Regions from separate parts of the Homo sapiens genome. Here regions 1 and 2 are each linked to region 3. A link is a loop called in an ENCODE intact Hi-C map of the cell type or tissue named here. Cell type or tissue: sigmoid colon. All regions are shown on one strand. Each heading gives the region's core, and the rest is flanking DNA. Links, peaks and the distances in the headings are about the cores only. Region 1 has its middle 52 kb from the start of MAPK4. Region 2 has its middle 35 kb from the start of MRO. Region 3 holds the start of LOC124904302 (a long non-coding RNA gene).

Region 1 (10,785 bases), core at 1,506-9,505, 200 kb before region 3:
AAGCTTCGTCCCAGAGGGGCAGCCACCTATATGAAGTGTCTGTCAGCCCCTACTGGGAGGTGTCTCCCAGTTAGGCTACATGGGGGTCAGGGACCCACTTGAGGAGGCAGTCTGTCTGTTCTCAGAGCTCAAACGCTGTGCTGGGAGAACCTCTACTCTCTTCAGAGCTGTCAGACAGGGACGTTTAACTCTGCAGAAATTGCCTGCTGCCTTTTGTACAGCTATGCCCTGCCCACAGAGGTGGAGTCTAGAGGCAGTAGGCCTTGTTGAACTGCAGTGGGCTCCATCCAGTTTGAGCTTCCAGGCTGCTTTGTTTACCTACTCAAACCTCAGAAATGGCAGACGTCCCTACCCCAACCATGCTGCCATCTCACAGATCAATCTCAGACTGCTGTGTTAGCAGTGAGCAAGGCTCCATGGGCGTGGGGCCCACAGAGCAAGGCATGGGAGAGAATCACCTTGTCTGCCAGTTGCTAAGACCTTGTGAAAGGCACAGTATTTGGGGAGGAGTGTCCCATTTTTCCAGGTAGTCTGTCATGGCTTCCCTTGGCTAGGAAAGGGAAATACCCCGACCCCTTGTGCTTCCCAGGTGAGGTGATGCCCCACCCTGCTTTGGCTTGCCGTCTGTGGGCTGCACCCACTGTCCAACCAGTCCCAGTGAGATGAATCACGTACCTCAGTTGGAAATGCAGAAATCACACCCATCTTCTGCATCGATCATGCTGGGAGCTGCAGACTGGAGCTGTTTCTATTCGGCCATCTTGGAATGCCCCCTAGATCAGTCTAGAAATACAATCTTTTTACATTGATCTTGTATTCTGCAATCTTGTTGAACTCGTTTATTACTTTTGATAGTTTTTTTTACTAGATTCTTTAGAATTTTCTATATACAAGATTATGTCATTTGTGAATAGAGATAGTTTTACTTCTTCCTGTCCAAAATGGATGGCTTTTACCTTATTTTTCTTGCCTAATTGTCCTGGCTAGAACCTCCAGTACAATGTTGAATAAATGTGGTGAGAATGGGCATCTTGTGTTGTTACAGATCTTAAGGGAAAAGAATTCAGTCTTTCACCATTAAGTATGATGTTAGCTGTGGGTTTTCCATACATGTCCTTTATCAAGTTAATGAAATTCCTTTCTATTCCCAGTTTGTTTGATGTTTTTAATCATGAAATAATGTCAGATTTTGTCAGATGCTTTCTCAGCATTAATTGAGATGATCATGTGATTTTTTCCCTTCATTCTATTAATGCAGTATATTATATTGATTGGTTTTCTTGTGTTGAACCACCTTTGCACTCCTGGGATAAATTGTACTTGGTTATGTGTATAATTTTTGCACACTGCCAGTTTGGTTTCTTAGTATTTTTGTTTACAATCTTTGCATACATATTCATAAGAGACATGGATCTGCAGTCTTTCTGTGATGCATTTGTCTTATTTTGGTATCAGAATAATTTCTGGTCAGTTTCTGGGGAACAGATCATCTCATATTCTAATTTCATGGAATGAATTAGGAAGAGTTCCTTCTTCTATTTTTTTGAATTTGAGTTTGTGAAAAGTTGGTATCAATTATACATTTGGTAGAATGTCTGCATTGATGCCATCTGTTCCTGCTTTTCTCTTTGAGTAATCTGATTTTTTGTTACTAATTCATTCTTTTCCATTATTACAGTTTTGTTCAGAGTGTCTATTTCTTCTTGGGTCAGTTTTATTAGTTTATGTCTTTCTAGGAATTTGTTCATTTCATCCAGGTTATCTAGGTTTTTGCATATAATATCATATATTTTGCATGTATTCCCTTTATAATCTTTTTTTTTTTTGTCAATCTAGCTAAAGGTTTGTTAATTTTATTGATGTTTTCAAAGAACATGCTTTTGGTATTGATTTTTATATATTGTTTTTCTCTTCCTTGTTTCATTAATTTCTATTCTAATCTTTATTATTTTCTATCTTCTCCTTGCTTTAGATCTTTCTTCAGCATCTTCAGGTGGAGGTTAGGTTGATTTGAAATCTTTCTTTTATAATATAGGCATTTATAGCTATACATGTCCCAGTAAATGTCACTTCAGCTGCATCCTGTAAGTTTTGGTATGTTGTGTTTTTATTTCATTCATCTTAAAGGAAATGGTGGGAGAGAGAAACACGATAGGAAAAAAAGTTAACATTTGTTTTTTGTTTTGTTTTGATACAGAGTCTTGCTCCGTCACCCAGGCTGGAGTGCAGTGGCACAATCTCAGCTCACTGCAACCTCCACCTCCTGGGTTCAAGTAATTCTTATGCCTCAGCCTCCCGAGTAGCTGGGATTATAGGCGTGTGCCACCATGCCCAGCTAATTTTTGTATTTAAAAGATATTTAAAACACGATAGGAAATATTTGTGTTTAAAAGACATCTTTCTTCTTTTTAATATAGGCATTTATAGCTATACATTATAATATGTATAGCTATAAATGCCTATATTTTTGGATTTTCCTTTTTATTTCTTCTTTACATAATAGTTACTTATGACTGTTATTGTTCCACATATTTTCAAATTTTCTAAATGACATTTATATTTTAATGAGTAGAATATAATAAAGGTGAGGAGACATCACTTTTGAGAATAGGTTTCAAAAGACTGTGACTTCTCTCTCGTTTGCACATGCTCTGCTTGGCTTTTCCCACTTGCTTATTCTGATAAAGCAAGCTGTCATATAATGCACCACCATATAGAGAGGCTCATGTGTCAGGAACTGAGGGCAGCCTTTGGCCAAGAGGCCAATAAGGGACTGAAGTTCTCAGTCCGATAGCTCACAAGGAGCTGAATCCTATCAACAACCATATAAATGAGCTTGGAAGTGGACCCTTCCATAGTGAGCCTTGGTTGACAGCCTGATTGCAGTGGTATAACACAGTCTGAGCCCAAGGACCCAGTCAAGGCATGCCCAGATTTCCGATTCACAGAACCTGTGAGATAATAAATGTTGTTTTAAAACCACCAAGTGTTGAGGTAATTTGTTACATAGCAGTAGATAAATAATAAGATGTAGTTGCTTCAGAAAGAGGGCCTGGGTCCTTTGAATGGGCCAGATGCTTATTTTTATTTTCTGTCTCCATGATGTAAGAGGCCTAGAAAGGACCCTACCTCATACATTGTCTCTGTGCCCCACCTTCTCTACTGGAAACTGAGTGTGGTAAATCAGGTTGGATCTTTTCTGGGGAACTGACCATCTCAGATTCAGGTGAGGAAGAACCAAAAGGCCTCCTTTAAGTTCAATTCTTCAACTCAGAGTTTGTATTGGGTTGGTGCAAAAGTAACTGTGGTTATTGCAGTTACTTTTAATTGCAGAAGCCGCTATTACTTTTGTACCAACCTAAATATTAGTGTACAGTGGGGCTACCATGTCTAAAGTGTTCATTTGTTTCCCATTTGGTTATTGTCCTTCATAAGTAAGTTTGTTTGTTTATAACCTTAAGGGTGGAAGGTGAGAGGATAGAATGAAGCTCCCAAGCCCTACACCAAACCCTCAATAGAGATAATGAAAGCAGAGCATTCAGTACATAGTAAGTGCTCAACAAATGTGAACTTTTTGACTGGGTGCAGTGGCTCCTGCCTATAATCCCAGTACTTTGGGAGGCCAACGGGGGGAGATCACCTGAGGTCAGGAGTTCAAGATCAGCCTGGGCAGCATGGTGAAACCCCATCTCTACTAAAAATACAAAAATTAGCTGGGCATGGTGGCACACGCCTATAATCCCAGCTACTCGGGAGGCTGCGGCATAAGAATCGCTTGAACCCAGGAGGTGGAGGTTGCAGTGAGCTGAGATTGTGCCACTGCACTCCAGCCTGGGTGACAGAGCAAGACTCTGTATCAAAACAAAACAAAAAACAAATGTTAACTTTTTTTCCTATTGTGTTTCTCTCTCCCACCCAGTGCTCCAAACTCACTCAAGTTATGACATAGAGTCTCAAACTGTCTGCATTACACCCTGGGGTCACTTGTATTTTGTGGTAGCAAAGCTCCTAATTTGTTTGCTATTGATGTATTTATTGCTAGACCTTATTGAAAAAGGAATTCAACAAAATTCAACTCAACAAACACCTTGGTGATGGGCATTATGCTGAGATTGCACAAACAGAGGGGAATAGAACACAGTTTCTGTCCTTAGACCTGAATTCGGAACTAGTGCCTGGAGAGGGGGTTTGTTTTTACAGATCATCTCACGATTTGAAGGCCAGTCACTAAGAATCCACTCATTTTTTCCCCCATATTTCCCCAACTGAAATTACTCAGGAACAATGTCAGAAAGTCTAACACTTCCTCCATTTTGACTTCAGTCCTGGTGATGGGTCTTCTCTGAGGCCATCCATGTGGATATCTCCTAGGATACAACCATATCTGGAACAGAGGCCTGCACTAATGGAAGTCCCTCCATTACCCAATAAGAAAAATTGGGGAAAAACCCTGAACCTCAAGTCACTTCACAGCCACTTGTCACGAAATGTTCACAATAATGGTACAACTCAACAATGACTGCAGATGAATGGCTTCCTGCCTCTGTGTAATATACACTTGCACAATGGTCAGGACGTAGGACTGCTGTGAGAAAATGCTCTTGATCTGTGAAGTTGGAATCCAGGAATTCTGGAGGAAGATGGAGCACAGGTATGAGAGGAGGAAGGAGAGAATGACCCCTTCCCAGGCCTCCTGATCACGTGGGCACATCATGCTAACATTAACATATGAATGTGCGGGCTCACAGTTGCCACCTATTTGACAGCATTGACAGCAGGATGTTCAGTGTCCCCCAATTAATCCTGGTATGTCTCTGGTGAGTTCTGGACCATTGAGGTCCCCAGCCCACAGGCCACTTGAGGGCAGTGTCTCCCCACTGCAGCTGCTGCTGGGCTGCTCTCCAAAAGCAATGATTCTCCCTGCCTAGGCTGCTGTTTCCTGGGCCCCCAAAACTGCAAAGTCCTTCTGAGGCCAGTACTGCTGTCTGTTATTTCATCTTTTCTTGATGCACGCACTGCTAGAACCACACTGTGTTCTAGGTGGAAATCGCCAGCCCAGACCTACCCTGGCCCTGTCTGGCTCTTAGGCCCTTCAGCAACAATACATGTGCCCCAAGCCTCTTGCTTTCCTTTGTGAAAACAACCCCCCAAGGTCCTTTCCTCTAGTCTCTCCCCCTGGAACTTAAACTTACAACTTCTGTCCCACAGACTGGCCATTCCCTGCAAGCACATCAGCTGGTACCAAGAGGTTTGGGAGGCACTGCCCCACCAGTTTGTTAGATTCCGAATACATATCTCTGGGTGTCAGAGATACTTGTAACATCCTATTACAGTAGTTCTGGGAAATGGACTTTTTCTTCAGGGCAAGAAGAAAACTAAATTTTTTTAATAAGTTGGAATAGCACTTTTTGTCCCCCCTGTGGCCACACTGTTACAGGTATAACAGGTAGATATGAGTGAAGAAGACTAAATTCCTTGAGTAGCTTGTGTTGTATGTGACTGTGTGTGTGTGTGATGTTGACCCACGTGTACCTTAGTGCAAGATTAGAAGATCATAATGGAAGCCTCTCCCAGCTTCACTCTTGTCCTTCTGGAAATCCCATCCTGAGGGAAGGATGAGGTGAGTCGTGGCATGATGGCTAAGAACATTAACCAGTTTCCAGAGCAACGAAGGGAGCTTTGGAATCTGCCTTTAAGGAGTTTCTGTGCTATACTCCAGAAGAAAACTTAACGTTCAGTTTTTAGGTACAAACAGCTATGTTTGGACAAATAACTATGTCAGATGCTTGAATGAAAATATATCCTGGGTTTTTTCTTAGTCTTTCAAATGCATCCAAACCTTTCTGTTGTACTTTTCTAGGAGGCAGTTGTTTCTCTTCTCACAATGAATCAAGCCAGTTAAAAACTGCATGTTCTGAAAGATTGGATAAGGAAAATGTGGTATATGTATGCCATGGAATACTATGCAGACATAAAAAAGAATAAGATTGTGTCTTTTGGGGGAACATGGATGGAGCTGGAGGCAAATATCCTTAGCAAACTAACACAGGAACAGAAAACCAAATACTGCATGTTCTCACTTATAAGTGAGAGCTAAATGATGAGAAGTTACGAACACAAAGAAAGGAACAGCAGACACTAGAGTCTACTTGAGGATGAAGGGTGAGAGGAGAGAGAGAAGCAGAAAAGATAACTATTGGGTAGTGAGCTTATTACCTGGGCGATGAAATAATCTGTACAACAAACTCCTGTGACACAAGTTTACCTACGTAACAAACCTTCACATGTACCTCTGGACCTAAAATAAAAGTTTTAAAAAAAATAAAATTTTTAATTGCATATTAAACAAATTAATGTATAAGCCTGCCTGAGGGGTAAGGAGTAGAAGGAAAAAAGAATGAACACAGGTGGTGAGACTATGGCTACAGGCTTTGTTATTAACTGAGTGCTACTGTGCAAATTAGGCTTTCTGTGCCTCAATATCCAAACCATTAATGTAAGGGTTGTTAAGTTAGATTAGATATTCTTGTAGGCAACTTTCAATGCAAGTATTCTCTGACTATAGATATTCTCTCCCTCCCCCTTTTTCCCTCCTCCCCCATTTCTCCTCTGTTGACCTCTTTCTCCTTCCTATTTCCCTTCAAGATCCTGTTTCCTTTTTCTTATGTGTGTTGTTTTTATTCCAAGACTTTTACACAGGCTCTTTTATTTTCATCACCAGGCAATTTGTGCCAGCGAGTGTGATGCAAATATAGTTAGACAGGATTTTGGTTCTGACTGAATAAGAATTGCTCCACTTGAGTTTACAAAAAATACCCCCCAAAAACAAAAAACCACCACCCGGGCCCTCTAAACCAATTCTATTGAAAGTTTCTTGGCTTCTGAATTTAAAGAACAAGTTGTTCCTGTCGGAGATTCATTATAAAATGTTTGGTTCACCTCCTTCACCGTTAGTGACAAACACACAAAATGAATGCTCAGAGGAGTGTGCAAATCCGAACTGTCCTCCAGAGTAAGGACTCTCCCCTCTGCCGCTACATCAGTGAGCCCACGTTTACAATCTAAAAATTATCCTGAAGCCAAGTCTATCTAAGGACATGAATTAAGGATTCTCAGAAACTGAGTGTTTTCACATACACACACGTAGACACACACATGGCTTAGACAGTTCATGTCAAAATAGACTGAAATTAGCAACTTGGACTTTTAAAATAGTCTCTCTTACTTACGGAAACAAGTGGCAGTGATGGGCTGCTGAAATTGGGAAGAATAAGAAAAACCACAAAAATGGAAGCATCTTAAACTTCCTTCTATCAGTCAGTGACAGAATAGGATTCAATTGCTTGAGGTGGCTAACGTACTATGGCCAAATGATGGGAATCAGATGTAGCTTCCCTTTTCTTGCCACTTTTATCAAGGAGATAGAAAATAAAATTGGAGCAAGTGGAATAAACAACGCTTTAGTCCCTGAAGCCCAAGATAGGTGAGGAATTAAGAGCTCCTACTTCCCAGCTGAGTTACTCTCTAGGCAGTTAAGATTGTCAGGCCATAGCAGACACCGAAAAAGTCAGGGACCTATTATCCTAATACAGGGAGTAAGGGTGTTAGTAACAATAATCCAATCTGACATAGAGAGTCAATTCTAGAAAATATAGGTGGGTGAGCTTCATGCTGATCCCAGGATTATTTAATGGATGGTTCACAGGTACTTAGAAAACATTGGCTATAGGAAGCCAATACAAATTATTATTATTTTGAGACAGGGTCTCACACTGTAGCCCATACTGGAGTGCAGTGGTGCAATCACAGCTCACTGCAGCCTCAACTTCCCAGGCTCAAGTGATCCTCCTGCTTCAGTTTTCCTGAGTAGCAGGGACTACAGGCATGCTCCACCACGCCCAGCTAATTTTTAGATTTTTTTTTTTTTTTTTTGTAGAGATGGGGTTTTGCCATGTTGCCAAGGCTGGTCTCAAACTCCTGGCCTCAAGTGATTCTCCCACCCTGGCCTCCCAAAGTGCTGGCATTACAGATGTGAACCACTGTGCCTGGCCTAGGATTCTTTAAGAATAAGTCAAGTCAAGGTAATTCCAGATTTTTCTTACCCCCCTAGGTTTACTTAACAATGAAATAAAGGAAATGTACTTTATTTGGATTTTAGAAAGGCACTTTAAATTTTTTCCATGAATACTACTCAGCCATAAAAAGGAATGAAATAATGGCATTCGCAGGAATCTGGATGGAAGTGGAGGCCATTATTCTAAGTGAAGTAACTGAAGAATGGAAAACCAAGCATCATATATTCTCACTTATAAGTGGGAGCTAAGCTATGAGGACGCAAAGGCATGAGAATGATATAATGGACTCTGGGGACTTGGGGAAAAGGGTGGGAGGCAGGTGAGGGATAAAAGACTACACACTGGGTACAGTGGACACTGCTTGGGTGTGCCAGAATCTCAGAAATCAAATAGCTTACTCATGTAACCAAACGCCACCTGTTCCCCAAAAACTGTTGAAAAATATATTTTTAATATAGATATATATACTTACGTAGTATATACATATAATTCAAAAATTGATTCCATGATGTTCTTGAAGACAAGATGAAAAAATAACAGATCCTAAATAGTGTGGTTAAAGTTACAGGTGTTTATACAACTATTCTTAAATACTCCTGATGAATAGGTCATGTGTTTGCCTAGAAGGGGATCTTTCCAGCATGCTGCAGAGTTCTGCTTTTGGCTCTGTCTGAGCCACCATTTAATATCAGAGATTTGTGTGCAGCTAGAGATATGAGAGAAGCAGCACAGACGGGAGTCACGGATGCAAACAAAAAGCTTAACATTCACCAGGAATAAATGGCAACTACTCTCCTTAGGCATGTGGAAAAACAACATACCAAACAAACAGAAATCAAGTGCAAGATGAAGAACCCCATGGGAATGACTTGGGAGAATGAAGAAAACTTGAGAATTCTACTAGAAATCATAAGGACTTGATTAAAGGGAAAATACTGCTAGTTCTTACACGGAAAGACTCAGTGTTATAGAGATGTCGAGTCTCTCTCAATTGATATATATTTTAATAAATGAGTTTAACTCATTCCTATTTTGGGAAATTACTGATGTATTTGGAAATCTTTCTTGAGGCTCTTTTGCTTAGGAAGAAATACGTAAGGGCTTCCAGGTCACTGGCAATGTTCTACTTGTGGGTCTGGATTATGGTGTCGGGGCATTTGCTTTATAATAATGTGTTACATTTCACATGTGTCTTATACCTTCCCAACCACAACCTCTTTCCTCTCCCCAGAGGCAGCCGCCATCCACATTTTTATAGTAATCAATTTCTAGCACTTTGCAGCATGGTTTAAGATTCATTCAGTCTGCAGACATGTTGCCGTAGTTTACCTTTATTGCCATTTAGCATTTTTTTGTTTAAACGTAATGCAATGTGTTTTCTGTTTTCTGTTGGTGATTATTTTGGTTGTTTCTGGTTTTGTTGTTGTTGTTGTTGTTCTCTTTTTGGCTTTTTTGTTTTTGCCACAGGGTCTTGCTCTGTTACCCAGGCTGGAGTGCAGTGGCATGATCTCAGCTCACTGCAACTTCCACTTCCCAGGCTCAAGCAATGCTCCCTCCTCAGCCTCTCAAGTAACTGAGACTACAGGCACACGCCAATAGGTTCAGCTAATTTTTTTTTTTAATTTTTTGTAGACATGGCATCTTGCCATGTTTCCCAGGCTTGTCTTGAACTCCTGAGTTCAAGCAATCCTAAAAGTTCTGGGATTATAGGAGTGATCCACTGTGCCCAACTATTTCTGATTTTTGAATATGAAGAACATTGCTACTATGAACCTTCTTGTGTATGTGTCTTGGTGCATGGGTACTCAGGTTTCTCTTGGAGTTATATTCATATACATATACACACACACACCTAGGAGTAAAAGTGCTCAGCCACAGGATATGAGAATCTTCAACTTTAGCAGATAACATCCAAACTGTTTTTCAAGGTGGACATAATATATACTTCCCCCAATAAATGTCTGATTCCTTTTTTTAAATTTATTTTTTAGTGACAGGGTCTTGTTCCATCATCCAGGCTGGAGTGCCAGAGCATTCTTATTCTTCCACATCATTGCCAACTCTTGGTATTGTCAGACTTCTAAATTTTAGCCACTGTAGTAAGCCTAATTATCTTTAAAATTGTCATGTGCGTACTTAAGTTTATACTCTCAGAAACCCTGAAACTAATCACCACATATTTTCCCTGAGACATGACAAGAACATTACATGATTTTATTTTCCACTGCTCCTGAAACCTTACACACACTCACCCATGTTATTATCCAGAGTTTTAGACCTAATTATTTTTTAAAATAATATTTTATAAGCAATGCTTATTATATGGTTTACTTTTTGTTTGTGTAGCATTACTTCTTCCATCCCTTTACTGTGTTCTGGGTTCATTTTCCTTCTTGATGGAGAATATTCTTTGGTAATTCTATCAGAGCAGGTCTGTGGGTGGTAAACTTTCTGAGTCTGGAAATGTTTTTATTTCATGAAAATAAGGTGTCATTTCATATCACTGGAGTGATATGATGAATTACTTAAACAATTATGTTTTAAAATTAGATCCCCACTTCACACATATTTTTAGAAGGGTCCAGGATTAAAGTGTATACAATGACATTACAAAAATTGACAGAATAAAATATGGATGATTGTTTATATATAATCTTGGAATAGGAATTCCTCCTCTATTATGACATAAAACCTCAAACCTCACCTTTTC
Region 2 (10,785 bases), core at 1,136-9,135, 77 kb after region 3:
AGGACTCAGTTCCACAGTTCCACCTTGGCATTTGGCTTATGACAAGGAGCCCGTGCAACCCCTGCTGAGATACATTTTTGTCCCAGACTCAATTCCAAGCTTCAGGTCAAAGCCCTAGGAAAGAAAACTGGATCTGAGGGATCCAGAGACAAATAACAGGAGAGGTTAAAAGGTACAGTGCAGGCGAGCATGGCTGATTCCTGCCCATTAAGCCAACCCCAAGCTTCCTGTTTCATGGATAAAGGCCACATTAATATCCATAGCATAAATGAGGTCTAGGGAACTCCAAGGCTACTGACTTGACAGTAGGGGGGATAGAGGCTTAGGTGAGAGTGGATAATTCCTATTCTCTAGGCCTTCCCTGCTTCATGGGTACAAACCGTTTTGGCATTCATGGCGGGACTTGCCAAGGTCACTGGGACTCGGGAATGCAAGGATGGAAGAGGGAAAGAGGACGCTTTTCCCTCTCTCCCTCATGTACCCCAGGTATCTGCTAGGAAGAGAAGGGAATCAGGGATGCCTGCTTCCCTCTTTCTAGATGGGTAGCCATTCATCTTTAGTCTGTACCCCTTTCAAATGCATCCTGAACCCTTGGGACTCCTTTAAAAAACACCTTCTTTTTCCTTTCTTCTCTTCGGTTCTCTCTTCGCTGATAGGTAATTGTGTTTCCGTGCTATGGAACACTCCCCTCAGATGCATCCTCCAAGGAAGTTGGAAGAAAGGAAATATTTACAACCCAGAGGAGCCAAATGAAAAAACAATTTGTGTGCTAATCAGATTGACACAAGGTCTCAAGAAAGACGATTTAATTATGTTCTATTCAAAAGACATCTTTCTTTATATTTTCCTGCAGCTCAAAGCAAAAAGATAAGAACTCTTGCTAGCTTCATTCCAGAACCATTGTTTACCCATCTAATATATAAGATCTAATATCTGCGTAAATGTCAGAATTTGTAAAACATAATTTAGATAATTGTGGAAAATCAAAATGTGGCTTGTGCAGAGGATAGTATATTCATTTTCTATTGCTGCGTAGCAAATTACTACAAATTTAGCAGCTTAAAACATCATCCATTTATTATTTCACAATTTCTGGAGTGCAGTGGCAGGAGTCCAGGCATAGCTTACCTAGTCCTCTGCTTAGGGACAGAAGGCTGCACCCAGTGTGTTAGCCAGGCTGCATCCTCTTCTAGAGGCTTGAGTGGGAAAGAATCTGCTTCTGAGCTCATTCTTGTTCTGGCAGAATTCATTTCCTTGGACTCTATGACTGAAGTCCCAGGGTTTTTGTGTGCTATCTGCTGGAGGCCACCATCAGATCCTAGAGGTCCCCTGCAGTTCGACTACCCACTGTTCTTTTCTTCTATGACATGGCCACTTAATTCATCAAGCCAGCAATAAGAGTCTCTCTAACACCTTTGTCATATTCTGTTGGCTAAAAGCAAGTCACATGTTCTGCCCACATACAAGAGAAGTGCACATTAAATTTAAAGACTGGACCGTCAGGAGTTAGGAAAACCAGGCTTGAATCAGACTTTCTAGCTGTATGTTATTGCGCAAGTAGCTGAACTTCTAACCTCAGTTTACCTATGTATGAAATGGGCTAATTGTCATATTTTAATTAGTATGTTTTCAACTGCAGACAAATGACCAATTAAAAGTAATAATGAGAAATTTATTTTATTTCTTTCTTTTTTTTTTTTTTTTTTTTTTGAGACGGAGTCTTGCTCTGTCTCCCAGGAGGGAGTGCAGTGGCATGATCTCAGCTCACTGCAACCTCTGCCTCCTGGTTTCATGTGATTCTCCTGCCTCAGCTTCCCAAGTAGCTGGGACTACAGGTGCCTGCCACCACACCTGGCTAATTTTTGTATTTTTAGTATTAGACGGGGTTTCACCATATTTGTCAGGCTGGTCTCAAACTCCTGACCTCAGGTGATCCATCCGCCTCGGCCTCTCAAAGTGTTGGGATTACAGGTATGAGCCACCATGCTTGCTGAGAAATCTATTTTCTTACAAAAAGAAGTCTGGAGATAGGACAGTTTCAGGGACAGTTAATCCAAACCTTCAACGTCTTTAAAAACAATTTTACTGTTGTTTTGTTTTGTTTAATTCTGCTCACCTCAAGGTGCTGGATTTTGTTCTCCACTTTGTGCCTTCATAGTTGCAAGATGGGATAGATACAGCAGTTCTCAACATTATAGTTTCAAGTAAACAACATTCAAAGACAGCAAAAGGGAACAATGGCACAGAAAAAGTACTTTCTCTCTCTCTTTTTTTTTTTTTTTGGCTGAAGAGGTTTAAATTTTTTTTAAAGAGTTTTATGTTTACAGAAGAATTGAGCAAAAAATACAGAGAATTCCCATTCACTTCCTTCTTTCCCCTTACAGTTCCCCTATTATTAATATCTTGCATTGGTGTGATACATCCGTTACAGTTGATGAACTAATATTGATACACTATTATTAGTTAAACTCCACAGTTTACATTAGGGTTCACACTTGTTTGTAGAGTTCTGTGGTTTTGACAAATGTATAATGTCATCTATCCGTCATTACTGTAACATACAGAACAGCTTCACTGCCCTAAAAATTCTTTGTACTCTACAAGTTTACCTCTTTTTCTGTCTTTGCTAGCCCCCGGCAACCACTGATCTTCCTGTCTCCATAGTTTTGACTTTTCCATAATAATATAGTATGTGGGTTCAGATTGGCTTCTTCCACTTAGCAATATGCATTTAAGATTCCTCCATATCTTTTCATGGCATCACAGCTCATTTTTAAATTACTAAATAATATTTCATTGCATGGTGTACTGTAGTTTGTTTATCCATTCATATATATTAGGGATATTTTGGTTGTTTCTAAATTTTGGCAATTATGAATAAAGCTGCCATAAATATTTGTGTTAAGGTTTTTGTGTAGGCCTAAGTTGTCAACTCATTTGGGTAAATACCTAGGTGTGTGATTGCTGGGTCATATGGTAAAACTATGTTAGCTATATAAGAAACTGCTAAATTGTCCTCCAAAGTAGCTGCACTATTTCGCATTGTCACCAACAGTGAAGAAGAGTTCCTGTGGCTCCACATCTTCACCAGCATTTGGTGTTGTCAGTGTTTTGGATTTCAGCCATCCTAATAGGTGTGTAGTGATACCTTATTTTTTTAATTTGCAATTCCCTGATGACATATGAGGTGGTGGTTGGAGCCTGGGGTTTCTGAAACTATGATTATGGAAAGTGGAGTTATTGGTGATAAGGTAAAGGAAATACCAATGAAAGTGGGTGGCTGTCATGGGGTGGGGGAAATGTTACTGGGGGAGAGGAGGCTTAAGAATTGAGAGGCAAACAAAGACCAATTAAAAGTAAGAAACAGGCTGGGCATGGTGGCTCACAACTGTAATCCCAGCACTTTTGGAGGCTAAGGCTGGCGGATCATGAGGTCAGGAATTCGAGACCAGCCAGACCAACATGGTGAAACCCCATCTCTACTAAAAATACAAAAATTAGCTAAGTGTGGTGGCGCGTGCCTGTAACCCCAGCTACTCAGGAGGCTGAGGCAGGAGAATCGCTTGAACCTGGGAGGCAGAGGTTGCAGTGAGCCGAGATCGCGCCACTGCTCTCCAGCCTGGGCGACAGAGCAAGACGGTCTCAACAACAACAACAAAAAAGTAAGAAACAGTGAGAAATTTATTTTCTTAATAAAGTTCAGATTATCAAAGAACCAAATTTCCACCAATTGAGTTTGAAAGATCTAGTTGGCTTTTATTAGACCTCATCTCTACAAAAAAAACAAAAAAAAATCCAAAAATTAGCCAGGCATGGTGGTGTATGCCTACAGTCCTAGCTACTTGGGAGACTGAGGCGGGAGGATGGCTTGAGCCCGGGAGGCGGAGGTTGCAGACAGCCGAGATCATGCCATTGCACTCTAGCCTGGGTGATAAAGCCAGATTTTGTCTCACAAAAACAAAAATGAAAAATTTTGTTGCATCAAAAGATACTATAATGAAAGTGAAAAGACAGACCACAGAATGGGAGAAAATATTTAAAAATCGTATATCTGATAAAAGTCTAGTATTGGGAATGTATAAGGCACTCTTACAATTCAATAACAAAAAGACAACCCAATAGTTTAAATGAGAAAAGGACTTGAATAGATATTTTTCTAAAGAAGATATACAAACAGCCAACAAGCACATAAAAGGATGCTCAATATCATTAGTCATTAGGAAAATGCAAATCAAAATCATAATTAAATACCGCCTCACACTGACTAGAATGGACATAATTTTTTTAATGGAACATACGTGTTTGTGAGGACGTGGAGAAGTTGGAACCCTTGTACATTGCTGGCAGGAATGAAAAATGGTGAACCACTGTGGAAAACAGTTTGGTGGTTCAACATCGACTTACGATATGACCTGGCAATTCTACTCCTAGATATACACCCAAAAGACTTGAAAGCAGGGACTCAAACAGATACATGTATACTGATGTTCATAGCAGCTTTATCACAGCAGCCAAAGGTGAAAACGATCTAACTAGTGTTCATCAACAGGTGGATGGAGAAACAAAATGTGGTAAATCCATGCACAGAAATATTGTCCAGCATAAAAAGGAATGAGGTACTGATGCATGCTACAGTGTGGATGAACCTTAAAAACATGTTCAGCAAAAGAAGTCAGACACAAAGAAGGCCATATATTGTATGACTCCATTTATAAGAAATGTCCAGGACAGGTGAACCCATAGAGACAGAAAGCAGATTAGTGATTGCTAGGGACTAGGGGGAAGGGGAAAAGGGGAGTGACTGAATAAAGGGTACAGAATTTCCTTTGGAAGTAATAAAAATGTTCCAGAACTACATAGTAGTAAAGGCTGCACAAAATTATGAATGTACTAATGTCATTGAATTGTACACTTTTTTTTTTTAGACAGTCTTGCTCTTTTGCCCAGGCTGGAGTGCAGTGGCATGATCTCAGCTCGCTTGCAACCTCTGCCTCCCAGGTTCAAGCAGTTCATGTAGCTGAGATCACAGGTGTGCGCCACCATGCCTGGCTAATTTTTGTATTTTCAGTAGGGATGAGGTTTCACCATGTTGACCAGGCTGGTCTCAAACTCCTGACCTCAAGTGATCCGCCAGCCTCGGCCTCCCAAAGTGCTGGGATTACAGGTATGAGCCCATAATCAGTGTACATTTCATCCTAGCCTGAATTGTACGCTTTTAAATGGTTACATGATTAATGTTATATTATGTGAATTGTACACACCCCTCCTCCAAACACACACACACACACACACACACACACACACACACACACACAGAAGGGGCATGGCATGGATTCTGAAACAGTGAGGGGAAATTAGCCAGCCCAGGAAAGCAAGGAGAAGTGCTTCCCTTGGAGCAGCCCAAGCCAAGGTGAGTGGACTGGGCTGGGGCACCTCAGCAGTAGAAAGATACCTGTGGCCAGAGATACAGGAGGGCAGAGGCTACTGCTCCCATAGGACAAGGCAGTGTAATCCTTAGGCGATTAGCACAAAGCACATCAAAAGGCTTCAACAAATACCCATTTAAAGGCTGGAGATATGAATGAAAAGAAATTGCAAGCCTTTGCTATGAAGAGTGGTTCCCTCTCCTTCCCCTGCAACAGAACAAAGCCTTCCTTGGTGTGAGAATTCCAAGTGTGGTCTGGAGAGTCTAAACCTGTCTGTTGAAAGAATGGCTCTTAGAGGGTGAAAAGCAGGGATGTTGTCGCCCTCCTCTGGTCACTGAGCAGCTTTGGTGTCCCCCCCTCTGACTGAGGTGGCCACCACTGCTGTGAGTGCAGAACCCAGGGCTGGAGATGTTTGGCAGCCAAGGTACCGGGGCTGTGAAGGCAGCTGGCCCTCCACTCCCCACTCACCCCTCTACAAATTCTTTCTCAGTTACTCAGGAGGCTGAGGCGGGAGAGTGGCTTGAGCCCAGGAGGTGGAGGCTATAGAGAGCCATGATCAAACCACTGAACTCCAGCCTGGGTAACAGAACGAGATTCTGTCTCAAATTAATTAATAATATAAATAAGTTTTTAAAAATTAAAAAGGCAGCATGTAGACCAGGCGTGGTGGCTCACACCTGTAATCCCAGCACTTTGGGAGGTAGAGGCAGTGGATCACTTGAGGTCAGGAGTTCAAGACCAGCCTGGCCAACATGGTGAAACCTTGTCTCCACTAAAAATACAAAAATTAGCTGGGCATGGTGGTGCACACCTACCTGGGAGGCTGAAGCAGGAGAATCACTTGAACCTGGGAGGCAGAGGTTGCAGTGAGCTGAGATCGTGCCATTACACTTCAGCCTGGGTGACAGTGAGACTCCATCAAAAAAAAAAAAAAAGCATCATGTAAACGTGTAATGTTTCCACATCGATGTGAAAAAAAATACCTATATTCCAATGTGCTTATAAGTGCATAGAATATGTCTGGAAGGATAATGAAGAAACTAGGTAATGTGAAACTGGGTAATATGATTTTTCTGGGGAGAACTAAGGGACTAGGAAGACAAAGGCACACTTTAGTCAACACCCCCTTTTTGATTGTGGTAAAATATACATACATAAAATTTACCATTTTAACTGTTTTTAAGTGTACAGTTCAGTGGCATTGAGGACTGATATGGTTTGGGTGTGTGTCCCCGCGCAAATCTTGAGTAATCCCCAATGTTGGAGGTGGGGTCTGGTGGGAGGTGATTGAATCATGGGGGCAGATTTCTTCTTTAGTGCTGTTCTTGTGATAGTGAGTGAGTTATTATGAGATCTGGTTGTTTAAAAGTGTGTAGCGCATCCCCCCACACCTGACTCTCTTTTCCTCCTGCCCTAGCCTTGTAAGATGTGCCTGATTCCCCATCGCTTTCTGCCATGATAGGAAGTTTCCTGAGGCCTTCCCAGTCATGCTTCCTGTAGAGCCTGTGGAACTGTGAGCCAGTTAAACCTCTTTTCTTTATAAATTACCTAGTCAGGTATTTCTTTATAGCAGCATGAGAACAAACTAACACAAGCACACTCACATTGCTGTGTAAATATCAACACCACCCATCTCCAGAACTGTTTCATCTTCCCAAAGTGAAACTCTGTACCTATTAAACAATAACTCCCCATCCACCCTCCCCCCAGTCCTGGAAACCACCATTCTATTTTCCATCTTTATGAATTTGACTACTCTAGGAATCTCGTTTAAGTGGCATCATACAGTATTTGTCCTTTAGTTTCTGTTTTATTGCTTTTAGCATAATGTCTTCATCAATACACTTTGATAGATTTTTAAAGCTCTTGGGGAGCTTTTCTAAAAATATTGATACCCAGATCTTACCTCTAGAAAGTCTGATTTTTTTTTTTTTTTTTTTTGAGATGGAGTCTCGCTCTGTCACCTAGGCTGCCTAGGCTGGAGTACAGTGGCGCAATCTCGGCTCACTGCAACCTCCACCTCCCGGGTTCAAGCAATTCTCCTGCCTCAGCCTCCTGAGTAGCTGGGACTACAGGAACACGCCGCCACACCCAGCTAATTTTTTATATTTTAGTAGAGATGGGGTTTCACCGTGTTGCCCAGGCTGGTCGTAAACTCCTGAGCTCAGGCAATCTGCCTGCCTCGGCCTCCCAAAGTGCTGGGATTACAGGCGTGAACCACTGTGCCTGGCCAAAAGTCTGATTTTATAGGTCTGTGGGGCAGCTTGGGCATTGGCTTTTTAGGTGATTCTAAGGTGCAGCCTGGACTGTGAACCACTGCTCACTCCCAAAGCAGGCTGTGCACCAAACTCACCAGGAGCTTTTCAAAGCTCACCCTTATAGACTCCCTTGTCCCACCTCTGACCTACTCATTCAGAATTTTCAGGAATGTGCAGTTTTAACCACCACTCTGAGGGATTCCTAAGCAACCAGCCTGGCCTGCACTGCAGAGAAGCCCCTAGGAAGCCGTGTCCTGGATAAAGCTCTGGCTTTCGATGCTAGGAACTGTAAGTGCAGCCTTTTACTCAGCTGCAGTGATTGATGCACATGGGGCGCTGTCCCCACCAAGTACTGAGGAAACAGAATAAAAAATAATTGCTAATCAAAAGAGAAGAAGTTCCTAATTTTAAAAATAGTAATAGGCCCGATGCGGTGCCTCACGCCTATAATCCCAGCATTTTGGGAGGCCGAGATGAGTGGATCACTGAAGGTCGGGAGCTCCAGACCAGCCTGGCCAACATTATGAAACCTGGTCTTTACTAAAAATACAAAAATTAGCTGGGCGTGGTGGCAGGCGCCTGTAATCCCAGCTACTCAGGAGTCTGAGACAGGAGATCCACTTGAACCCAGGAGGCGGAGGTTGCAGTGAGCCGAGATCAGGCCACTGCACTCCTGCCTGGGTGACAGAACAAGATTTCATCTCAAAAAAACAAAATAAAATAAAAATAAAAGTAGTAATAATGACTATTTTCACACTCGCCTGTGATAGTCTTGGTTCTAGAATGATTCTACTTAGAGAGGGAGGTACAGGAAGGGACAGCCTGTTTCTGGTAACCTCACACTGAATGAGTGGGCAGAAGCAGATCCATTAAGGACCTTACCCTCGACCATATAGGCCTAGTGGGCTCCATACAGCAGCTGAGGGCTAGGAGAGGCACGTAAGTGCATTGCCAAAAACCCTCACCTATATATTCTCTCCCCATTCCTGCACCCATCAGTCATTCTAGAAACAGCTGCTGCTCCACGGGCGGCTGCGGGAAGAAGAAAGAGGAGCGTTCCGTTCTTCAGCTCCCCCACCAGTCCCCTCCTGTTCAGTCCCCCCACCGCCCCGTTCCCACACACACCATTCGGTAACTCCTTGGTTTCTAGTCCCAGCTCTGCCACTGGCCTTGTCCCAGTTTGCCCAGGACTGTCCCAGTTTATTACTGAAAGTCCTGTGACCCAGGAAAACCCTCAGTCCTGGGCAAACTAGGGTGATGGGTCCCCTCAGCCTGGAGGTTAAGTGTTCAACTTTGTGAGAGGTGACACAATGATGCATGCACAGTCGGAGGGGTGGGGTCTTTGAACAGATTCATCTCCCTCAATTTAAGATCAGCAAAATGAAGCCCAGGGAAGAAGAGCACCCTGCACAAGGTCACAGAGCTGGTGGCAGGGGCACAGTGCCCCAGCCTGGTTCTATCCCCACAGGTGCCAAAATGACTTAGCTGATATTTTCCCAGGGGCAGAGGGACAGATTAGTTGAGCTTTCAGGCATTTTCTTGCACTACCAGCCCCCGCCCCCAGTTGATGAGGCCCACCATGCGTCAGGGCTGTGACTGTCCCATCCAGGGGCAGGAATTTCGGCCTCTGCCAATGACTTAGCTTTCTCTTTTACCTCCTCCCTCCTTGCTCACCCCACACCTCACGTTACAGGACAGGAGACTACTGCAGTAGCTCACGCCCACCAAACCCCCCATCAAAGCCACCCTTATTCTTGGAGGGAGCCAGTAAGCATCGTAAAAAAAATGTGCTTTCTCAGGATCCCTGCTCAAAATCTCTCCCCAGCTGCCTGGCTATTTATTTATTTATTTATTTATTTATTTATTTTGAGGTGGAGTCTCCCTCGGTCACCCAGGCTGGAGTGCAGTGGCACGATGTCTGCTCACTGCAACCTCCACATCCCGGGTTCGAAAGATTCTTGTGCCTCAGCCTCTGGAGTAGCTTGCCTGGCTTTTCAAACATACACTAGGGCAGCACTGTGTGAAAAGGAATATAATGCAAGCCACAAACATAATTTAAAATTTTCTAGATGCTACATTAAGAAACACTAAAAAGAAACAGATGAAATTAACTTTGAATATATTTTATTTAACCTGATATATGTAAAATACTGTCATTTCAAAATATAATCAATATAAAACATGATTAATAAGATATTTTTACATTCTTTTTTTGATAGTAGGTGTCCAAAATCCAATGTGTATTTCTTTTTTTTTTTTTTTTTTTTAGATGGAGTCTCATTCTTGTTGCCCAGGCCGGAGTATAGTGGCTTGATCTCAGCTCACTTTTACCTCGGCCTCCCAGGTTCAAGTGATTCTCCTGTCTCAGCCTCCCAAGTAGTTGGGATTACAGGCGTCCGCCACCATGCCCAGCTAATTTTTTTTTGTCCATATTTTTAGTAGAGATGGGATTTCACCATATTGTCCAGGCTGGTCTCAAACTCCTGACCTCAGGTGATCCACCTGCTTCAGTCTCCCAAAGTGCTGGGATTACAGGCGTGAGCCACCATACCCAGGCTTCCAGTGTGTTTTTCATATGCTTACAGTGCTTATTAATTTAGACTAGCCATCTTTAAATTACTCAGCAGTCACCTGTGGCTGGAGACTACCATATTGGACAGCATACACTAGAGGCCCAGGAAACAATGCAAATATCCTTTGGAAGGATCCTGCGCAATCACTGCACACACACACACACACACACACATTTTAGAGATAGAGTCTTCTCTGTCTTCCAGGCTGGAATGCAGTGGTGCTATTATGGTTCACTGTAGCCTCGACCTCCTGGGCTCAAGTGATCCTCCTGCCTCAGCCTCCCAAGTAGTTGGGACCATAGGCATGTGCCACTGGGCCTGGTTAATTTGTATATATACATATATATGTGTATATATGTATACATACATATATATGTGTATATATGTATACATACATATATATATATATTTAGACATGGGGTCTCACTGTGTTGCCCAGGCTGGTCTTAAACTCCTGGCCTCAAGAAATCCTCCCACCTCAGCCTCCCAAAGTGCTGAGATTACAGGTGTGAGCCACCACACCCAGCT
Region 3 (10,785 bases), core at 1,803-9,802:
GAATAACTTCTAGAAATCCTGCTAAGGCCCACGGAATCAACTCATGAGGTCCTCATGCAAACACGGCCCACCCTACAACTCATAACATGTGACTGCAACTAGGACATCATCAACAACTTGGTTAATGAGTGTCGTTAATTCAAAGAGAATAGAAGTTGAGTCACCACATAAGAAAATTAGAAACGCCCCCCAAATCTTATAGGTCATGTACAAAAGAACACTAAATAGAATTATTTCCCAAATTTGATAATCCAGAAAACTTATAAGGTAAAAGAACTTATAAATATCAGCCATACAAGGCTGGGCATGGTGGCTCATGCCTGTAATCCCAACGCTTTGGGAGGCCAAGGCAGGTGGATCGAATCACTTGAGCTCAGGAGTTTGAGACCAGCCTGGGCAACATAGTGAAACCCTGTCTCTACTAAAAACAGAAAAAATTAGCTGGGCATGGTGGTACACACCTGTGTTCCCAGCTACCAGAAAGGCTGAGGTGGGAGGATCGCTTGAGCCCAGGAGGCGGAGGTTGCAGTGAGCTGAGATCACACCACTGCACTCCAGCCTGGGTGATGGAGAGAGATTCTGTCTCAAAAAAAAAAAAAAAAAAAAAATCAACCATTCTAAAGTATCAACCACACTAGAAGAAAGACTTAGTTATCTTTTTAACTACCTAACTTTCAAAGACTGAGTTATCTTTCAAGCTGGGCGTGGTGGTGCATGCCTGTAGTCCCAGCTACTCAGGAGCCTGAGGTCGGAGGATCACTTGAGCCCAGAAGTTTGAATCTAGCCTAGGCAACATAGCAAGACCCTGTCTCTTAAAAAAATAAAGAAGCATATTACAAAATTGTCACAGAAGAGAAGATCAGAGATTATGCAGCATGTTTACATTTGCTGCCAGCAGTTTGCCAAGCAGCTAATTAGTAAAAATGTTATTTTTATGAATGGTGTGGTGTTTGTAGTATTTGCCAGCTTTTTATAATTTTTAATTTGCTGCAGTTCCTTTTCTGATTAAACATAAATATTCATTTTCATATCTAATTTTGTGTTCATGATTTTGTATTTTTAAGAGGCTCCCCAAACCAAGATCCACCCTGGCCCCTTTTCTGTTTCCTTCTTCATACAGTGACTGCCCCATCTTCCTGCCCTCATCTGGTGTTGACTGTGCCCTGGTTTCATGATAGTCTTTGCAGTTGAACCAGCATACTTACTGCCCAGAGCTGGAGTGTATGCTCCCTGAAGACAGTCCCCTGATTCAGAGTACCACAAACAGGGCCGGACCTACTGGAAACACTTTATAAAGGCCTGTTAAAAGAGCATCTGAAATGAGACTGTAATTCTCTCGAACAGGTGACCCGGGAGCTGCCTCCCAGTATGTGGGCACTTCAAAAGTGGTGTATCTGCCTGCAACTTGCAGGTTTTCCCAGAATACAAGAGTTTCTGCAGAAAAGATGTGGTTCCCTGTGAATAGTGTGATCCAAAAAGACCTTTCCCAAAGTCAGGGTCAGACAGGGTTACTGAGCCAAGAGTTGGATTTGGACCCTAACAGAAGCAACTCTGGAGACCCCTCTCAAATTGATCTCAAGACCTTTCTGCTGCCCTCCTCCCCATGCTCACTCCCCTTCTCCATCCCCACTGCCTGTACTTCTTCCCTGCCTGGCCAGCCTGGGCAGTGGTCTCAGTGCTACTCATTCAGCAGGCACCTCCTTCCTCCAGTAACCTGCACTCTCCACCTTGCCCAGCCTCCCTTTCCTAACCAAAACATCCCTGCTTTTCCAAGGGGCCAGAGCCTCTGTGGAGTGAAAGTAGCTGGCATTTCTAATGGCTTTTATAACACGCAGCCACCTGCCTTCAGCATCTTCTGTCTGCAGGCACCAGGCACACCAAGAGGTCCCAGCACTCAGGGGCTCTCAGGATAAGTGGGGGAGGCAGTGCGCCTCCATTCACACAGAGCATTCAGCAGGCGCCATAATATTAGTCTTGCTAACAGAAGACAGTGGGCTTAACAGGTCAGTATGTTTCCTCTCCCAGGTATCGAGTTGATATGTTGACAGGGACCTTACCCAGCATTCCTCACAGCCTGTCCTGAGAAAGACTGGTCCCCATGATGCACTTAGAAAAAAGTGGATAAGTGGTCAAAGAGGTTTGACAAGCACTACATACTAAATCCCCATCTAGAAGATTCTGAGACTTTATAAATAAGCTTCACTGGTTGTTGCCAGCCTGTCCCAAGGGTGTTTGGGCACACATCCTATCTCCCCTGCTAGCTATTAACATCTTTGGAATATGAATTCATTTCAGGAAACACTACCTTACTATCTTAACTAAAAACAGCAAGTCTGTAGGTGAGACTCCTGCACCCAGACAGGCAGGTGGTCAAGTTCAGGAGGAGCAGGGCATCCCCAGTGTTCCACAGGGAGCTACTTCCTGCCTACATTTAGGCTGGACCACCAGGAGCCTCCTCCTTCCCCACACCTGCCCTTTCCAGGCAGACCTTGTGACAGAGAGACTTTTAAAACTTCAGGTAAGCTCTCTAGGGCCCATTCCATTCCCTCCCACGCCATCTGTATAATGAGTCTACCTGGAGACTCCAAAATCTGTCACGCCCTCCAGACCCATCTAAGTTCTACCTCATCCCGCATCAGTAGAAAAAAGAAAGGCCAGACACGGTGTCTTATGCCTGTAATCCTAGCACTTTGGGAGGCTGAGGCGGGTGCAATGCTTGAGCTCAGGAGTTCGAGACCAACTGGCCAACATGGTGAAACCCTGTCTCTACAGAAAACACAAAAATTAGCCAGGCGTGGTGGTGCATGCCTGTAGTCCCAACTACTTGGGAGGCAGGAGGATCACTTGAACCCAGAAGGTCAAGCCACTGCACTTTAGCCTGGGTGACAAAGTGAGACCCTGTCTCCAAAAAAAAAGCAAGACAATCATGTGTGTCTCTCTCTTATTTCTCCTAGTCTACTGATTGCATCACAAGCATTGTGGGTCACATTCCAGAGCCTTCTGAGAAGGGAGAAGTCAGGGAAGTTCCTTTTGTTCTTCTGAGCGTTCTCTGCAAGTCAAACTGGGGAGAGTTCCAGTCCTGTGGGGTGGGAGCAGCTGTGAAGAGGCTGGAATCGGAGGGAACTTTGGGGCCTGGAGGCCTAATGGAGGACTCTGTGATGTTGGACTATGTTGTGTCGTTACCCTCCCTGCCTCTGCATCCTCTTCTGTGGAGCAGGGACAATGACAGCAGCCATCCTGGGAGAGCATCATGATGACCAAATGGAAGGAAACAGAGGGTGAGGAGCACCCCAAGCACATGGTCAGCACCTGGCAGGTGGCTGTTATTATTACCCACTCCTCAAAAGTGCTTTTGGACTCACATTTTCTTTCTTTCTTTTTGAGGGTGGAGGTGTAGAGAGGTGAAATAAAGCTCTGAGTCTGACCTCCAGGTTGGTCCCAGGCAAGATTAGCAGCCTGAGGGGTCCGGCTTCCACACGGTAGCATGAATAGCATGTTCAATAGAAAACCGGACCCATACCCCACACGGCAGAGGGCTAGGCTTGAGCACAGACACTACCTTTGTCCTGAGATTTCTACATGGCAATGAAACTTCGAGCTAATTTTCTCCTGACTGGTGGTCAGTTCCTGAATTTCATGGGCATATCAATCATTCCTTTAGCTCAACGTTTTTACTCCATTCATTCACCCGATTGTAAGTGAGCGCCTATCTTGTACAGAGGTGCACTGCAGACAGAGGGAAAACAACTGGCTCTTGCCTTCAGGAGCCCTCGCTGCCTCCCCTGCTATAGAGTTAATGAAGTTAGATGAAGGGGTCCAGGAGGCTGTGTGAACACAAAGCCTTGCCAGCTAAGTCAGAGAGGAGGGTCCTGCAGTAATATCCCCAAATGTAAAATGAAAAATAAATACCTTCAACAGGGTTCTCAGGAGGTGAGCTGAGCTACTGCTGGCAAAATCCCTTGTACAGAGTGGATGTCAACAAATATTCCCTCCCCTCCCTAATGTGCTCTCAGTTATGTACCTGGATGTTAATAAGGGAGCTGAGAGAAAAGTTTGCTAGGAGGGCGGAGAAAGTTTCCACCCTCCTCGGGGGAAGAGGTCGGGGACAGAAAGGGGAGGCCTGGGGCTCAGAGACCAACGTCTCATGTCTTCTACCACATGGCCACGTGGCTCGCCCCTTGACTCACTCTGGTCTCTGCTCGAATGTCCCCTTACATGAGAGGCCTTTCTGGACCACCCACCCCATCACTCTCTATCTCCTTACCCTGCTTTATTTCCATTCCTTGCACTTATCTCCACTAGACATATCATCCATTTGTTTGTTCAGCTGTCTTTCCATCCAAAGTGTGCACCTCATGATTACAGGGACTTTGTTTTGCTCACTGCTGGGATCAGATCTCAGCTCTGCCAATTATTAGTTAATTTGATCTTGCTCAAGTTAGCCCCATCTCTCTACCTGTTTCACAGGGTCATTTTGATAATTAAATGCACTATTAATAAAGCAGTACTTGGCACGGTGCCTGGCACATCATAATTTCTCAATAAACGATAGCTATTATTATGATCAGTGATTTTTCAGTAAATTTTTACTTCCTGTGGTTCAGCCATCTGGGGAAAACCTCTGCGGCTACTCAAGGATTTATCTTATCCTGAGGGGAGGTAGAAATAGAAACCTGTACTCATCCAGGAACCATGAAAATACTACTTACCTTTCCAAAGCAGGTGAACTCAAGACCTCTAGAGATGCTGGTTCTCAAATACAGCTACACCTTGGAGTCACCTGGGGAGCTGTAAAAAAATCACTGATGCCTGGTTCCCACCCCCCCGCCTCCGCCCCCACAGATTCTGATGTGATTGGCACAGCAGGAGTCCTGAACGTCAGTTTTTTTTTTTTTTTAAGTTCCCTAGGTGCTTCCAGCCTGTAGCAGGTCTGAGAGCCCGTGCTCTAGAGTGCCACCAGATTTCCCCTTGAAAGCCAGCGTGACAGATGTCTATTTGTGGCTTGACAGTTAATGCATCTTACTAAAAGAAGCCATTTGCACAAGGACTGGCCTATTAAAAATTAATCACTTTGGCCTAGCAGGGCTTCTCACTTAAAGATTGCTGTCCATTGTCATGCAGCACCCCAGGATGCTAATGCCCCACAGAGGAGAACTTGTAGCCCCTCCAGCAGCAAAATCAGATAAGGAAACTGAGGCAGAAGCAGCCCAACCAAATCATCCCTCCACCCACCTCTCTACCCAGCCCAGCCACTGGTCCTGGTGAGGATGGTGGTAATGGAGCTGCCAGTCCTGGTACATCACTGAACAAACAGAACATGTTATCCTGTCTTTGAACTGTAATAGGATTCAGAGTTCTTGATTTGGACCCCATGAGGATAATGTCCAAAGCTTTTATCAGACGGTGAGCTCTAGCTGAATTAGAAGACAACCACATTTCACCGAAGTGCTTTTTAAAAAGAAGCCCAACTCCATTGCTCCCACTTTCCTGCTGTTTAAAAGTAAGGAGAAGTACATTACGCTAAATGAAATAAGCCAGATGCAAAAGGACAAAGCCTGTATGATTCTGCTTCTGTGAGGTCCCTAGAGCCATCAAACCCATACAGATAGAAAGGAGCATGGTGGTTGCCAGAGGCAGGGGGCAAGAACAATGGGGAGTCATTGTTTAAGGGGGACAGACTTTCAGTTTTGCAAGATGAAAAGAGTTCTTGGCTGGGTACAGTGGCTCATGCCTGTAATCCCAGCACTTTGGGAGGCTGAGGAGGCAGGTGGATCACTTGAGCTCAGGAGTTCAAGAGCAGCCTCGGCAAAATGGCAAAACCCCATCTCTACAAAAAATACAAAAATTAGCAAGGCATGGTGGCCCGCACCTGTAGTCCCAGTCACTCTGGGGGGTTAAAGCCCGAGGATCGCTTGCAAGTCTTACTGGGAGACTGCAGTGAGTCATGATCGTGCCACTGCACTCCAGCCTGGTGACAGAGTGAGCCTCTGTCTCAAAAAAAAAAAAAAAAAAAAAAAGTTCTGGAGATGGATGGTGGCGATGGTTGTACAGCATTGTGAATATACTTAATGCCACTGAACCGTATGCTTAACAGTTAAAATGGTGAACTTTATGGTATGTGTATTTTATTACAATTAAATTTTTTATGGCAATTTTATTATAATTTTTTTAAAGTCAAAGAAAGTGACCACACAGGGCCTGGAGTGTCCAACAAGGGCCTGCAGGCCTATGGGAATTTATATGAGCTTTTGGTTGATTTCCATGGAAACCTGGGAAGAGATGGTGAATTTCAGGATCTGTCCAGGATCCCCCAGAGGGTGGAGTGGAGAAGGGGCAGCCCTGAAAGGGGATCAGCAGATCAGCATTTAGGGCATCTTAGAAGTTTATGAAAATTCAGTGCAGCTGATTTAGCCAAACGATTTCTTCACCCATGTTTACTTTAGCTGCGTAATAGAACGTGCCAGATGATTTCCCAGTGATTGCGATGTGAGCCAGGCTTTGTGATGTGTTCCCTCCCTCAATTTGAGAGAGTCCCTGCTGCATGCTTTCCTGCAAATAAGTTTAATGGAATGAGTTTGCTATTTGGCTGTGGTATTATTCCTTTTTAAAAAAGGTTTCTCACGTGCCTCATATGTACATTGGCACAAATAAGAATTATGCCTTCAGAGGGAGATGACTACAGAAGAGAGGCTGTATATGTCTGCTTCAGCGGGACCTCTGGGAGGATGTTGTTCTTCTAAATGATCTTTTGATGAGTGTCTGTAACTCAAAGAATTAACCCCTATTATAGGTCAGTCTGCTGCTCGGTTTGAGAAATCTGCCTGGCCTGTAAGTAAAGCAAATCATAATTTCTTAGGGCAGGCCAGTATCATAAAGACCATCTAGGAACTTGCTGGTCCAAGTGTGGTCATCTGAACCGCAACATCAGCATCACCTTGTTTAGACTGAGAAATGGAATCTGCGCTTAACCAGTCGAGGTCCTCAAGGGATCTGAGAGCACCCCAAAGTTTGAGAAGCCAAGCTTTAGGGTCTCCACCAGGAAGACGGTTTTGGCACATCTCTCCACGAGACTGTCTGTTCTGTGCTTGGACCCTCTGCTTGTCTAGACAGCCCAGGCCCCCACAGAAAGCCCTGGCAGCCTTAGAAGTCTCTCTTATGTGCGAGGCAGTGGAGCCCTCTATTCAGGTCAAAGGAGCTACATCTGCACAGCCTGGGGTTGAATTCCAGCTGTGCCACTTATAGGCTGTGTGAGTATGGACAGGCTGCTTACACTCTCTGTGCCTCAGTTTCCTCCCTGTAAAATAACTATGATGAGAGTCCCTACCTCATGGGATTGCTGTGAGGATGAAATGAGTTAATCCATATAAAGCAGATAAAACTGTCTGAGGAGCTCAATAAATGTTAGCTGGTATTATCATGTTGCATAGATTTCTGTCTCACACATTGGCTCTCGGCTGTCCCCAGAGCCTCAGAGAACAAGCTTAGCTCCTCTTCTACATGACAGCCTTGCAAATGTCTACAGGCAGCTCTCACGCCCACCCCTTCCATGTCCTCCAGACTGAAATTGCCAGGTTCTCGTGTGACAGGCCTTTGATTTCCACTGCTCCTCCACCGGGAGGGCTCCTGGGAACCCAGTCCCCTGAAAGAATCACAGTCTCCCTGCCACAGCCTCACTTTTCCCCTAAGTTTTTCTTCTTCCAAGGAAGTGCAGTGCCAGGGGCCTTCCTGAGGCCTTCCTGAGTCCATTAATCCCCTGCTCTCCAGACTGCCCGGGGAATTGGGGGAAGCGTGATGGGGTGGAGAGGGAGCACAGAGCCTGCAGCCTCCTTGCTCCACCAGTGCCCACCTGCTAGTAAGACTTGCAAGGGCCCCACTAGGGGCGCAGGCCTGCCCAGGCTAATTAGAAAAGCAGAGACACACATGGCCCTTCTGCAACCTACGCTGAAACGCCTTCCGCACTAGGAGGGGGCATTCGCCTCCCCTGGGGAGCTCATTCAAGATGGAGATTGGAGGACTCCAAGTCGGCAGCTCTGAGTGGTCTGCACATTCACAAGCACATCTCTTGGAGTGCTTGTGAATTCACAAGCATGTCATTGGGGATGGGGGAAGGCCTGGCAGTATGAAAGTGATGAGTGCAGGAGCCAGACACCCCTGACCACTTCCCAGTTACAGCACCTTGAACCAGTCATTTTATTAGTCTGTGAAGGGCCTGCATCAAATTCATGTAAAATACTAACACAGTGCTGGGCACAGGGTAAGTCCCACAGAAATGTTGGCCATGATTACTTCCTGGTCCTTACATTTTTTCCATATTAACATTTCATCTCTCTAACCATGTGAAATGCTCTTTGAAGACAAGGGATGATCTGAATCATTTTCCCATCCTTCACACAGGGACAGACACCTTAGGCTCCCAGGACACATTGCAGAAACTTCTGGTTGGGAAGGCGAGGCTGTCAGAGTCTCTTATCATCCTAGCCTGGAAACAGGGGCAGCCCTAAACATTGCTTCAGCATGAAAGGAAAAGCAACCCTTCCCACCCTGTCCTCATCCCCCAGAGCTAAAGTTGACTGGGCTTTTATTCTTGGAGAATGTCATCTCATTTAAATTCACCATACCATACCAGGCCAGGCACGGTGGCTCATGACTGTAATCCCAGCACTTTGGAAGACTGAGGTGGGAGGATTGCTTGAGCTCAGGAGTTCGAAACCAGCCTGGGCAACGTGGCAAAACTCTGTCTCTACAAAAAATACAAAAATTAGCCAAGCGTGGTGGCGTGTGCCTGTAGTCTCAGCTACTTGGGAGGCTGAGGTGGGAGGATCGCTTGAATCCGGGAGGCGGAGGTTGCAGAGAGCCAAGATGGCACCACTGCACTCCAGCCTGGGCAACAGAGCGAGACCCTATCTCAAATAAATAAATAGGCCAGGCGCGGAGGCTCACGCCTGTAATCCCAGCACTTTGGGAGGCCGAGGTGGACAGATCATGAGGTCAGGAGATCGAGACCATCCTGGCTAACACAGTGAAATCCCATCTCTACTAAAAATACAAAAAAAAATTAGCCGGGCGTGGTGGCAGGCACCTGCAGTCCCGGCTACTCAGGAGGCTGAGGCAGGAGAATGGCGTGAACCCGGGAGGCGGAGCTTGCAGTGAGCAGAGATAGCGCCACTGCACGCCAGCCTGGGTGACAGAGTGAGACTCCGTCTCTAAATAAATAAATAAATAAATAAATAAATAAATAAATAAATAAATAAATTCATCATACCCCTAAGGGATTAGTAGGCACATTATCATTAAAGGGTGTAGTAGAAAGTTTATTGGATTGAGCCTTCTCCCCCAACCTTCCAACTCCCACACGCAAGAGATCAGGCAGTGGGGGCACAGCAAGGGCAGGCACAGGAGACTTGGCTCCAGATCAGAACTGGTGCCCACCCAGCACGGGCTTGCTGGAGCAGCTGGGAGTGCCCACCCTTCTGGAGTGACTTTGATCCAGGCTGTTCTGAATTCCCTGGCAGGCAGCTGGGATCGAGGGCTGCTTCCCTGCTCCCTCTGCAAAGAGAATGCTCAGAGCTTTAATTATACCTTCTCTCTATCCTTCAGGGGCCCCTAATTATGCTCCTCACAGGGCAGCTGCTGCTAGATTATTTCCCAAACACCTCTGAAGCTTTTAAAGTCAAAGCCTCCCATGGGCTCTGCGTGACTCTAAAGGGACAGCAAAATGGGTGGATGGGAGCAATAGCTGACGAAAGTCCCAAGGCCCCTTAAAAGGGTCTAGAAAGGAAACCATGTTCATCTGCCTCCCAGTGGGCACAAGGTGGCAGGAGGAAATAGACGATTAGGAAGGGGCCACTCCCATCTTGTTTCTTGTGCTCTGAGTGGTGGTCACAGAGAACTGTGGGAGTGTGCACTTCATGTCTTCTCAGAGCAGTGATGTTACAAAGCCTCACACAAGAGGCTGGCCCCAGCTGGCCTGCAACAGCCGCGTGCAGACGCACCCACTTGTGCGCCAAGTGTGCCTGCTGTCCTGCTCACTCCCTCCTTGGCCACCCTGTGCATGGGCATGCCCTGCCTGGGGAGACCAGGTCTGATCACAGAGACATGTTCCTCTCTACATCCAAAAGAAGCTGAAACTATCCTCACCCTGCAGGCTTGGGCAGAGGGCTATTTGGAGATTTTTTTTGAGCCAATATACTTATTGATTTATGAGCTCTTTTAATAAAATTGGGTCTCGACTTCTGGGTATTCTTTAAAGTTTTTTTTTTTTTTTTGTAGAAAATTATCCTGAATTTCACCCCATCCACTCGACTGCAACTCCTCTCTTGAATTCTGATCACCAGTACCATGTTGTGGGCCCCAGAGCCTCTCCCATTCGGACACCCAGGGCTCAGCTCAGCTGACAGCAGGGCCCTGGTCCACTGTGTCTGCCCCCAGACCTGGGAATGGAGCTTCCCATATATTCCCATCTCCCCTTCCTGGGGCTTCTCTTGCACCAGCTTGGCAGAAGACACTGCACCTTCCCAAATTCTTCTCAGCCTTGTGGCTTCTGAAACATATCAACAAATCCCCTTTAAGTGTCGGGCACAGTGGCTCATGCCTGTAATCCCAGCACTTCGAAAGGCCGAGGTAGGCAGACTGCGTGAGCTCAGGAGTTTGAGACTAGCTTGGGCAACATGACGAAACCCCATCTCTACAAAACATACAAAAATTAACTGGGTGTGTTGGTGTGCGCCTGTGGTCCCAGCTCCTTGGGAGGCTGAGGTGGGAGGGTCCCGTGAGCCTGGGAGGCAG

Evidence for each region. Peaks named below come from ENCODE experiments on the same cell type or tissue, not always from the same donor. Only the 100,000 strongest peaks of a DNase experiment are listed, where the experiment ranks them.
Region 1: a loop joins it to region 3, with 4 times the contacts of the local background. A loop is called at or near these places in 2 of 110 quality-filtered maps.
Region 2: it touches region 3 in a loop (4-fold over the local background); 3 of 110 quality-filtered maps call a loop at or near these places.

The regions. Positions count from the first base shown.
Region 1 is chr18:50,502,452-50,513,236 of GRCh38, forward strand. No RefSeq gene overlaps it. Among named protein-coding and RNA genes, the nearest start is that of MAPK4, 52 kb to the right of the region's middle. In sigmoid colon, for the core only: a CTCF peak has its summit at 4,847 (motif pointing right); a DNase peak (open chromatin) is centred at 4,890.
Region 2 is chr18:50,779,192-50,789,976 of GRCh38, forward strand. No RefSeq gene overlaps it. Among named protein-coding and RNA genes, the nearest start is that of MRO, 35 kb to the right of the region's middle. In sigmoid colon, for the core only: a CTCF peak has its summit at 5,765 (motif pointing left); a DNase peak (open chromatin) is centred at 5,760.
Region 3 is chr18:50,701,576-50,712,360 of GRCh38, forward strand. All of the region lies in intron 2 of MAPK4 (mitogen-activated protein kinase 4), which reads left to right. LOC124904302 (a long non-coding RNA gene) reads left to right here and starts at 2,868. Exons shown (of 2, transcript XR_007066369.1): 1 at 2,868-3,278; 2 at 3,385-4,564. In sigmoid colon, for the core only: no CTCF peak of the experiment used is centred there; a DNase peak (open chromatin) is centred at 6,487.